Regions from separate parts of the Homo sapiens genome. Here region 2 is linked to region 1. A link is a loop called in an ENCODE intact Hi-C map of the cell type or tissue named here. Cell type or tissue: Calu3. All regions are shown on one strand. Links, peaks and the distances in the headings refer to the core of each region. The heading gives the core; the rest is flanking DNA.

Region 1 (9,775 bases), core at 3,963-6,462:
ATCAATTTCAGGTAAACCAATCAAACGTAGATTTGGTTTTTTCACATAGTCCCATATTTCTTTTTTCTTTTTTTTTTTTTTTTTTGAGACGGAGTCTTGCTCTGTCACCCAGGCTGGAGTGCAGTGGCGCCATCTCAGCTCACTGCAAGCTCCGCCTCCCAGGTTCACACCATTCTCCTGCCTCAGCCTCCAGAGTAGCTGGGACTACAGGCGCCCGCCACCGTGCCTGGCTAATTTTTTGTATTTTTAGTAGAGACGGGGTTTCTCCGTGGTCTCGATCTCCTGATCTCGTGATCCACCCGCCTCGGCCTCCCAAAGTGCTGGGGTTACAGGCGTGAGCCACCGCTCCCGGCCTAGTCCCATATTTCATGGAGGCTTTGTTCATTTCTTTTTACCTTTTTTTCTCTAACCTTGTCTTCTCACTTTATTTCATTAATTTGATCTTCAATCACTGATATCCTTTCTTCCACTTGATTGAATCAGCTATTGAAGCTTGTGCATGCATCACAAAGTTCTCATGCCATAGTTTTCAGCTCCATCAGGTCATTTAAGGTCTTCTCTACACTGTTTATTCTAGTTAGCCATTCATCTAACCTTTTTTCACAGTTTTTACCTTCTTTGCAATGGGTTTGAACATTCTCCTTTAGCTCACAGAAGTTTGTTATTACTGTCCTTCTGAAGCCTACTTCTGTCAACTCATCAAAGTCATTCTCCATCCAGCTTTGTTCCGTTTCTGGCGAGGAGCTGCGATCCTTTAGAGGAGAAGAGGTGCTCTGGTTTTTAGAATTTTTAGCTTTTCTGCTCTGGTTTCTCCCCATCTTTGTGGTTTTATCTACCTTTTGTCTTTGATGTTGGTGACCTACAGATGGGGTTTTGGTGTAGATGTCCTTTTTGTTGATGTTGATGCTATTCCTTTCTGTTTGTTAGTTTTCCTTCTAACAGTCAGGTCTCTCAGCTGCACGTCTGTTGGAGTTTGCTGGAGGTCCACTCCAGATCCTTTTTGCCTGGGTATCACCAGCGGAGGCTGCAGAATAGCAAACATTGCCAAACAGCAAATATTGCTGCCTGATCCTTCCTCTGGAATCTTTGTCCCAGAGGGGTACCCCCCTATATGAGGTATCTGTCGGACCCTATTGAGAGGTGTCTCCCAGTTAGGCTAAACGGGGGTCAGGGACCCACTTGAGGAGGCAGTCTGTCCATTCTCAGAGCTCAAACACTGTGCTGGGAGAACCATTGCTCTTTTCAGAGCTGTCAGACAGGGACATTTAAGTCTGCAGAAGTTGTCTGCTGCCTGTTGTTCCGCTATGCCCTGCGTACAGAGGTGGAGTCTATAGAGATAGTAGGCCTTGCTGAACTGCAGTGGGCTCTGCCCAGTTCAAGCTTCCTGGCTGCTTTGTTTACCTACTCAAGCCTCAGCAATGGTAACGCCCCTCCCCCAGCCAGGCTGCCACCTTGCAGTTTGATCTCAGACTGCTGCACTAGCAGTGAGCAAGGCTCCGTGGGCATGGGACCCACCAAGCCAGGCACGGGAGAGAATCGCCTTGTCTGCCAGTCGCTAAGACCTCATGAAAAGTGCACTATTTGGGCGGGATTGTCCCGTTTTTCCAGTCTTTCACAGCTTCCCTTGGCTAGGAAAAGGAAATCCCCCGACACCTTGCACTTCCCAGGTGAGGCGATGCTCTGCCCTGCTTCATTAAAATTAATTTTAAAACAGTTAAAACCTTAGTGTGTTATATTGGATCCTCTGAGAAACAGTAAGACAGTATTAGTCATGCAAGAGATTATCTGGGTAATAGTCTGTGAGGGAAAATGGGGAGGGAGCCAGAGGAGGCCAGAAGAGCCATCAGGCCATGATATAACTCTAATCCCTGTGGAGGAGAGAGGGAAGGAAGAAAAGTTGGGTAGGAAGTCTTAGATTGCAGTGCAGTTCTAAAAACAGTTCAGCAGGGCTGATGTGGGAGTCCTCCAACCAAAACTGTCCATCAGAGGAGTCTACTTCTTGTAGTTATGAGCCTTAGAATCCCTACTGTCTTCAGTCATTGTCTGGGAGCACACAGGGGAGGGATGGCCTCAGCTGGAACACAGTGATAGATTCAGAGCTCAGCATCTAGGGACTTCGGGCAATGATGTTTCTGACAGTAGATCTCAAAGTCCCATTTTCATGGCCACCACACTTAAATACCACACCACCACACTTCCAATAGCCTATGTCTCATCTCCTATATAGTGAATATTCAAGTTTTGGTGTCACAAAATTATTGAAAAGGAATATGTAATGCTGCTTTGAGATATACTTGACAGTATTTTAAAAGCACTTTCAATTGCAACCTGGAGCTAAGGTAGAGATTGGGCCCCAGTCCTGTTCTCCCAGCCGTCAGTGGCATACTGGGTAACGGTAGAATATGAATGGTCTGCCCTGAGAGCAGGCAATAAGGGGGTAATTGATCTGTAGAGAATTTAAAAACAATAAAACCAACTAAAATGTGGTCTGCTTTTTTATGATCACCATGTGCTGGCAACTTAAGGGATGTCAGTTATTCCATCCCGCCAGGGCAGACTGCCACCCACCCACCCTCTACCACCACCACCTTTGTGTGCCACTGCCAGGCTGCGTTTTCCTTTTTTGCATTTCCAGGCATGAAAGTGGATCAAAACATTCACATTTCTTCTTCAGATTACTAAAATGAATGTGTTTCAGAGAATCTTTGGGAATGCTAGATGTCAGAGGGCTTTCATGTACAGTGCCACATGGCTTCAAAAGGGGAGGAAATTACTTTCTTAAAGAGTGGTCAGGGAAGCCCCAAGGAACCAACATTGGATGCTGGAAGATGGTAGATTTTGACTTGGCAGAGAGGAAGACAGTGAGCTTGCAGGCTGGAGGGAGAGTGTCCAAGGGCTCAAGGGGCAGGGAAGTAAAGGATGTATTTGGGAAACTATGAATAGACAAAAATAACCAGCATCTCATGGGGTATGAGTGGGAAATAAGATGGAAAAGTACATTAAAACCATGAATTTTAAGGTTTTTAAATGCCTAAGGAGTCATGTAGTTAAATATGATTGAAGATTTTTGAGTAGGGAAATGACCCAATGAAAGCTCTATTTTACGAAAATTAGTCTGGCATTGGTGTGCAGCATGGAGCTAGTTGGAGGTTAATTCAGAGGAGCCTTGGACAGTCATCTTGAATATCAGGATACAAGGGCCTGAACTAGGGTAGAGGAGGAGGGTTTGGAAACTGATCCAAGGGATAGGAAGGAAGCATCAATATCTCAAGTTCAATGCATATGACACTAAAATTATTGTCTTCTCTCCCAAAACCTGCTCTCTGTCATCTTCTCATCTCTTCAACAGATATGTATCGAATGTCCACCATGGACCAGCAGCCATGTGGGGTCCTGGTAACTTGTTTGTTGGTTCAACTCTGCCAAGTGACCCTTGTTAGAAACCCGGGGTTTCATTTATCCTTGATTCCTGTCCCACATTCTCACCTGCATCTAATCAGTAACTGATTTCTACTGATTTTATACCCTTAGTCATTCCCTCTACATTAAAATAATCTGGGCAAAATTCCAAAGGCCAGGCCACACCCAGATCAATTAAATCACAAGCTTCTTTGAAGACCTCCCAAATGACATGCAGACAAGTTTGGAAACCACTGCCTTTAATGTTTTTCAAGTCTGACTCTGCATTCCTACTACCAAGGCCCTAGTCATTTCTCACTTGGATTACTCACCCAGTTTCTGTTTGTCACGATGCTTCTAATGTTATCCCCCTCGTATTTATCATCTCTACAGTAACCTGGTGACCTCCCAGAAATGCAAATCTGACCATGTCACTTCACTGCTGTGCTTTCATCTCTTCCAGGGCTCCCACATATACAGCATTGCTTCTCAAGCCTTTCTCTTTTCCTGCCTCCATAGCATTCACCAGCATAATACATGTCCTTATGTCCTTCAGTATTGTACATGATGATTTTCAACCTATTTGGGGATGTTGCCCCTGGGGGGACAGTGTAAGAATAATGGAGAAGGACTTAATCTGTGCAACTTTAAAAATACTTTCCACCACCTCTTTTTCTCTCTGTCCCCTTCTCCCCATTCTGATATGTTCTTGCCCACTAAGGGCCCAACCTTTAAAATGGAGTACAGCACTGCACCACCTTTTGATCTAGCCCTGTCTCCCTAATCTCATCTTTTATTATACTAATTTTTACCTTGTTATTTTACTTCATGTACTCCAAACTTCTGAACATTTCTAGTATAAACCATATTGTTCCCGCCCTTTAGGCCTTTGCTTATATCTTCTCTTTATGGAATGTCTTACCTTTTACTTTCCCCTTCAATGCTGTCACTTAAAGCAACCTGAAATTTTGAAAGTAACCAATAAGTCTCAATTCAGGGGTTACCTCTAATAAAGCCTTGGACTCCATACTCCAGCTGGGTTGAGGACCCTTTTTTATCAAGGTCTCTTTGTATTTTTCTCATTAATCTTGCTATGTTGTTCTATAATTAGCTGTTGTAATGGGTCTAGATTTGTTTTTCTCTAAGTTCTCCAGATTTAAAAATTTTATAATACTTTGGTTTTATTTACTCTGAGGTTTTGAAGCTAAGTAATTCAGAGAAGGGCATTGTGATTAACAGAAGCTAGAATCATAAAACATCAATATTGGAAAGGACTTTTAAAAGGAATTTTGTTCAATCACCAAAGTTGATTTTTTTATAATTAATGAATTTTAAGATAGTGCTGTCTATCCAAATGGAAATATCCCAGCATATTTTAGAATATGAAATTATAGTACATGCTGGAGAAATTAATAGAAAAAGTATGTGAAGCTTCTAAAGGAGAGAGTATAGGAAGAAAAGAACAAAACACAGAAGACTGATCATTAAACAACACCTGCCTTCAGGAAACATGAAGAAATTAAGAGATGCCAGTTAAGAAGACAGAAGATTTGCAAAAGGGAATCAGTGTAGTGTCACAAAAATCAGAGAAAGGGGTGTTTTATAAAGCAGGGATTGCCTGTGAGGCCAGTACTCCAGGGGAGGCTCAGACAGCACGTGTTCTTGCAAAGTGACTCTCTGCTGTGACTCATCCTCTGGGAGGGATCATCCACTGGGGGATAATCTGAACCTCTAAGGAATCAGACTTGTAAATTTATGGAGACCCCAAGGCCTCGGCCATAACCTAAACTGAAGTAGTTCCTGAAATTTTTTGGGACTCAGGACCTTTTGATAATCTGATGAACCCTAATGACGCTGTTCTCAGAAAAATGCACATCAGCACACATACGCATACAATTTTACATGCGATTTCTCGTGGCTCACTCTACCACCACCCCAAATATCCTCGAACCTCTCCATGTTTTCCCACATTAGTACTTACAGTTCCACTGTCAGATACCAAAACTTGCTGGGGTCACAAGGACAGGTGATGGTCTAAATCCATGGAGGCCTTAGAAGAAATCCTCCGTCTTGCTTTATCCTAGGGAGCAATAGGCTGAGTAGAGGTATTTCTTGGTGCTTCCAAGACTGCCCAGCTTGCCAATTGAACATTTTCTGGATTCGTGGCTACTGACTAACCAAGTCACTAACTTAAGGACTGCTGGCCACTGTACTTCTCCAAGCCTGGTTTCTGAAAAGGCCTCCTTCAGAATTTTAACCAGCAACACGACTTACCTCCTTTCCACCTGTCTGGCTTTTGACTTTCACTTCTGTTAAGTGGCTCACCCTCATTTCTTCCTTTTTCAAAGTAAAGAATTTAGGAAAGCAATGAAAACATTTTTAGCTTGCACAAATAGAAAAACTGATTGCTTAAATTTTTATGGGAAAAAAGTACAATTAGTTAACTTTTGTCCATCTCAGCCTTAGAAAAGAGCAAAGATGTGGAAAATTCAAACACTGGACAATAAAATGCTATATTTGATTGTGATTCATATTATGAATCTATTATGAAGCTTTTTTTAACCTATTTTTCTGATTTTAATTTCTTTGGTTGAGCATGGAAATGATTCTGCAATGGCTGTATGGACAAGGACATGTTGGGAACTATACTAAGATCAAAATGTGTTCAGTTGATTCATACATGTCATTAGTAATTGAGACTTGAAATGTCTTCAAGAGAGAATTTTAGAGTTCTGTAAATAATGGAAGTTTCTTAATGTGGAATATGAACTTTGAGTGAAAAAAAGTAAAAGCAAATGTGAAAGAATATTAGTCTAAAAATAATTACGGTGGTCAATTATATATTTGAGTTTTGTTTTTAATTTTTAAATTTTTTTTAGAGACAGAATCTTGCTCTGTTGCTCAGGCTGGCACAATAATAGCTCACTATAACCTCAAACTCGTGGGCTCAAGCTATCCTCCCACCTCAGTCTCCTGAGTAGCTGGGACTACAGGCATGTAGCCATGCCCGGCTAATTTTTGTATTTTTTAAAATAGAAACAGGCTCTCACCGTGTTGTCCAGGCTGTTCTCAAACTTCTGGCCTCAACCAGTTCTCCTGCCTCAGCCTCCCAAAGTGCTGGGATTAATGGCATGAGCTACCATGTCTGGCTGTATATTTGAGTTTTAAAGGAATATGGGTCTAGATAAAAATGCTGCCCCACTGCACAAGGAGATTTTTTTAAGGTGAGAAGCTGGTCTAATAGCGCTGCGGTATGGGATTGCTTTACTCTGCATTTTCCAAAACCCATAGAATTGTATAACACAAAAGTGACTTTTGCTGTATGCAAATAAAAAAAAAACACCCAAGATGTTAGGAGAATCCAGGATGGAATGCAGACTGTAACAAATGAATCTAACTCTATTACAAATATAGCTCCTCTGAAGGGGCTGGGGAAAGAAGGAGTTGACCTAAATAACTATGGAAAACCATATTTTGTCTAGATACTATTGTAAGGATCTAAAAGAAAAGACTAAGGAACTGTAACAGATTAAAGGAGACTTCAACAGTCAACTAAATGCAATGCAGTGTCCTGGATTGGAGCCTGGAATAGCATAAGGCCATTAGTGGAAACAGTGGAGAAATCCAAATAAGGTTGTAGTTAATGGTATTGTGCCAATGAAAATTTATTAGTTTTGATAAATGTATCATAGTTATATAAATGTTTATAAATGGTTATATGTTAATGAACCATAGTTATAGCTAAGAGTAAGACGAAAGAAGAGGACATCTCAATACTATGCTTTCAACTCTTGTAAATCCAAAATTATTTTAATATGAAAGTTAAAAAAAAAGCTGCCCTGCAAATTTATACAAATTCAAAGGGTGTTTATTATTTACTTATTCTTTAAAATGTTAGCTATCTTGTTATTCTTCTATTTTAACATGATAACTTGTCATTTGGTAGGACAGCATTTAAACATACTTATAAATACCTGGAATTTATTTAAAGTAAGAGCTTCACTCCACTTATTTACAGGTCTTAAACAGAACTAAAGTCAAACTGAATAATAATCATGGCTAAGGTCAGATAGGTTATGAATGTGCAAGAATGGCTACATTTCATTCAACATAATGCTTTTGCTGAGCAGAGAACTAGTGTTTAAAATATTTCCAACAGAACATTATCCACAGAGAAAAATTCATTATTTCAGATTAAATACATGAAAGGGAACTGTAATTTCATGGTGTTGTTTGGGGGAGAAAGTAGCTTCTTTTTTATATCATGGCGTCATCTATCTAAAATAAGTGCATGTTTGTGTATAGCTATACATATTAAAGTAAAACACATTATCTTAATCCACCTCTAAGAATTTGAAATCACAAAAAATACAATAAGCTTATAGACAATTAAAAATATTCTGATTTAAATTGGGATTGACTATAACAAGTTTGCAAGTTGGTAGCTCATGGGATGCCCTTAGCCCTGTATTTTCATTGACTGGCATAATTTTAAATTTTTTGAATTAATTGGCAATATTTAAAATAGGGAGTTTTTACATTAAAATCTGAGTTTCCATTCTCTCTTAAACAATCAGATCTGACAACACCAAGCCCACGTTCTGATATGGCAGAACTTGGTAAGGCTGGGTAGTAGATGCCTCTATTGGAAGGTATGCCCTTTCTAGTTTACCATAGTTCTTTTGTTGTTTTTGTAGATAGATTTCTTTTAAATTGAGGTGAAATTCACATAACAGAAAATTGACCTTCTCAAATTGAACAATTCAGTGGCATTTAGTACATTCACAAAGCTGTGCAACCACCACCACTATCGAGTTCCAAACTTTTCATCACTCCAAAATAAAACTGCATTCCAATCAAAGAGTTACTTCTCGTTCTTCATTTCTTCTAGCTCTCCTGACAACCACCAATCTGCTTTCTGCTTCTATGGGTTTATCTATTCTAGATGTTTCATATAAACACAATCATACAGTATGTCACCTTTTGTCTATGTCTCTCTCACTTAGCATAATGTTTCCCAGGTTCATCCACGTTGTAGCATGTGTCAGTACTTCATTCCCTTTTATGGCCAAATAACACTTTCATTATATGGATATACCACGTTTTGTTTATTCATTTACAGGTTGATGGACATTTGGCTATTACTACCTTTTAACTATTATGAATAGTGCTGCTATGAATGCTTGTGTACAAGATTTTGTTGGAATGAATATCACATTTTTGGTATTTTTGATTCATGTTGGGGTATTTCAGCCACAGTTCTTTTTTTTTTTTTTTTTTTTTGAGACCGAGTCTTGCTCTGTCACCCAGGCCGGAGTGCAATGGCACGATCTCAGCTCACTGCAACCTCTACCCCCGGATTCAAGCGATTCTCCTGCCTCAGACTCCTGAGTAGCTGGGATTACAGGTGTGTGCCACCACGCCCAGCTAATTTTTTTTTTTTTTTGTATTTATTTAGAGACGGGTTTTCACCATGTTGACCAGGCTGGTCTTGAACTCCTGACCTCAGGTGATCCGCCTGCCTCGGGCTCCCAAAGTGCCTATTTCCCCACACCCTGGCCTGATCTACCCACCTGCTATATTATTCTGCCCCCATAAGCTTTGCATTTACATTTTCTGGCCTTTGTAAAGGGCATGAGCATATTCATTTCTCCACAATTTCTGCACTTTTTTTCAGTACAAAACTTGAACTAATTAATAAAAATATTTCTTTTTTTTTTTCTTAAAAATATACCTATACACTAAATTTCTTTGTTTTTTCTCCCACAGTTGTGGTTACTCTCTGGTAAATATTGACGATGGATGAGGGTTGTTTTTATTTTCTTCTATTTTTAACATTAAAAAATTGGACAGTTTGAGAAGATCTAAATTGGAGATACAGCTTTGCCCCATTTATACTAAGCAGTGACTTTATGTATGCATCTGGGTTTAATTATAGTTGGCATCTCTGAACTCTGAGGCAAAATATGCATTGCTGAGATGTCATGTGTTTTTGGCAATCCAAGAATATAATCACTCCAATGTATAATCACCCCTCTGGCTTTTTAAAACTCAGCCTCAAGGTCTGTCTAACCTCCTTCCTTCTGCCTATGCACTCCTGCAAAGGCCTGTTTTTCACTTCAATCCCTATCAGTGCCTCCTCTGATTTCTCTTTATTTGCCGTTTTGTCATTTACTCTAACATGACTTAACTTCTCTGTGGTTATATTTTGCCTCTCTAACTAGATTATAAATCCTTACTAAGCAGAATCTAGTTTTGTGTTTAGTTTTTAAATGTTACATTGCAGGACAAATGTGATAAGTGTGCAATAAATATTTGAATTAGTGACTCCCCAAACCAGAAAAATGACTCTTTGCAGTATACCTAATTTCTCAGC
Region 2 (2,500 bases), core at 1-2,500, 73 kb before region 1:
TTGAAAGAACTCAAAGTTCTGTAAGTAATGCAATTTTAGAGTTTCACAGCTGGCTGTGTATTTTCTTTCTGCGTAGTCAACATGCTTGGAACTAGGTTAAGCACAGTTTCTTTTAGTTCAGGATTAAAAGATTTAAGGAGTGGCCAGTGAGTAGTATGAGAGGCCAGAGTTTGATTTAGGCAACCCTGCATCTAGATTAACAAAAGTTAAAACTCTAAATAATACGTATTCTGACCTCCAGTATATTACGGTTGAATGTTAGGCTTTTTGGGTGCCTAATGCATTGGAGCAAACCCTTACTTCAGTTTTACTGGTAGGGTTTTGTTTCTACTTATTTTATAGCTATAAGAACTTTGAATTACCTGACTCTAAAAGGGAAAAAGGCTTACAAGTGCTCCAAATGTTAAAATAATTTTAGAGCTCAAGGGAATTCAGATGCCTACAATTTGTATAGCCAGCGAATGGTGAGGAAATAAATTCTTGGCAGTGGTCAGGAGCCTGGAGTATGGCAGATTAGGAAACAGGTGAACTGACTGCCCCCACTTCTGCCACTACCATGCTGGATGACCTTCAGAAGGTCATTAGACCTCTCTGGTTCAGTGAGCTAGGTGGGACCTTTATCTCTTCTATTCTGTGGTTATGACTCACGTCAGGCAGTCATTTTATTAATGTGACAGGAATGGCTTCAGGCAAAAAAATCAAAAGAATTTCATTTTCAGTATGGATCTATGCATCTATTTGGCAGGCCCTAACTAGTAGATGATCAAAGCTCTATTTCTCTTCTGGCCCCACATGCATTGAGGACATGCCTGCTGTTCCTTAAGAGCTTGGGATCTGCCATCCGCTTGAAAAAATTGGCTTTACCTAATGTCCATGTTTCCGGGCTCTGCTTTATTCCAATTTGAAAAGGCATTAGGAATTCCAACGGATTTGCTTATTATACCTCCCAGTTAACTTGTTATAGCTCCTAATTAACATTAACTAATAGCACCCAGGGTGATGAACATTAACTAGTGTGCCTTAATTACCAGAAACAAAACCACCCTTGGAAACATGGATTACCCAGCAAGTCTGTATTAGGGCATGGCTTGGGATAGCAGTATAGATTTCCTTTCTGGCTTTACAACAAGTGCTTCTTGAAGTTTTGCAATTCTCTTGTCTTAGATGCTTTCCACCTCCACCTCCCCCCCATTTTCCCATTGGAAATATTTTTTGAAAAAAAAAAAAAAAAGGCTCTGAATTTTTCTAAGAAAAAATGGTAACTATCACTTGTTACTCACTAACCAAAAATTTTCTTTCAGAACGCTCCAGAATAATCAGTTGAAAACAGTACCCAGTGAAGCCATTCGAGGGCTGAGTGCTTTGCAGTCTTTGTAAGTAACTTCTTGGTTTCTTGACTCACCAAGAGACTACTCTGGCTGTTAAAGATGTAAATAACTAGAATTGTAAGGAAAGAGGAGATTTATCCTTTCATCTGAGATAAAAACAGAGATAGCTAGTCAATGTTATCAAAACGTCCTTTGGTGAGGGAGAAGGAGGTGGTTCTGTTTACCTCTTCTCTTGTCTTAGAGGCTGAGAGAAAGCTACTGGGTATTCACTGCTGGGTGTACTTCCATGAACTTGTGCACTGCTGGTGATCAGCATCCCTTTGGAACCAGTTATGTGTGTACAGAAGTTTTAGTGTCTTGTGCCTTGACTGTCAAGAAACAGCCACAAAGAGGTTTCTGTTTCGTGTGGTAATGATAATCAGAACAAATCGATTGTAATTCCTCAATTTTGTCAAGGGAACTTCTCGGAAAAAATGAAAAAGTATTCTTCAAAACAAGGAACTTCATTAGCTTCTACTAGAATAATGAATACAAATTTGCATTGCCTCACTTCATGTCCTAAATACCAAATGCAATGGGACTCTGGGGCATAGTTTCTCTAAGTGTGGTACTTTGACCACACTTTGCAACAGACTCACTAGGGGGAGACTGCTAAAATGCAGAACCCTAGGCTATATCCTAGAAGTAATGCTGGTTTTCTTTTTAAAGGTAGAATTCAGAAGTCTAATTTTAAATAACAAATAATCTCCCCAGAAGCACTCTGAATAAAAAATGTTAATAGTTATCACCCTTATGTGTGCTGGTATAAAATTGTGTTTTAGCGACATCACATATTTGCATACAATTTGTCTCTTAGGTTTTGTATTATACTTTGAAATAACTGCAAATAGTAGGAAATGCACGCAAGTTAGAAAATACAGCGTGAAAATGATTGAGCTGCTTGTCCCATCAGTTTGCTAACATAAAGCCATTTTTAACGGCACCAAAGAGACATCCCTGGAAATTATAAATTATAGGTTACCATTTGATTTTAGATTAGATATTCTAGTAGTTAATGAGCAATGAATGTGAAAATAAAAATATATGCTGTAAAGTTAAACTTTAAACTGTATCTAACCCATAAACAAGGAATATCCACGGTGTTGGCCATTCAATTCTTAGTTGAAATGAAA

The links. A loop is a pair of places that touch in the nucleus more often than their neighbours do. Peaks named below come from ENCODE experiments on the same cell type or tissue, not always from the same donor. Only the 100,000 strongest peaks of a DNase experiment are listed, where the experiment ranks them.
Region 2: it touches region 1 in a loop (4-fold over the local background); 2 of 110 quality-filtered maps call a loop at or near these places.

What each region holds. Positions count from the first base shown.
Region 1 is chr11:27,313,219-27,322,993 of GRCh38, reverse strand. No RefSeq gene overlaps it. Among named protein-coding and RNA genes, the nearest start is that of CCDC34, 45 kb to the left of the region's middle. RefSeq lists an enhancer at 3,072-4,271. In Calu3, for the core only: no CTCF peak of the experiment used is centred there; a DNase peak (open chromatin) is centred at 5,073.
Region 2 is chr11:27,389,967-27,392,466 of GRCh38, reverse strand. It overlaps LGR4 (leucine rich repeat containing G protein-coupled receptor 4), which reads left to right. Exons shown (of 18, transcript NM_018490.5): 3 at 1-20; 4 at 1,302-1,373. Among named protein-coding and RNA genes, the nearest start is that of CCDC34, 28 kb to the right of the region's middle. In Calu3, for the core only: no CTCF peak of the experiment used is centred there; no DNase peak of the experiment used is centred there.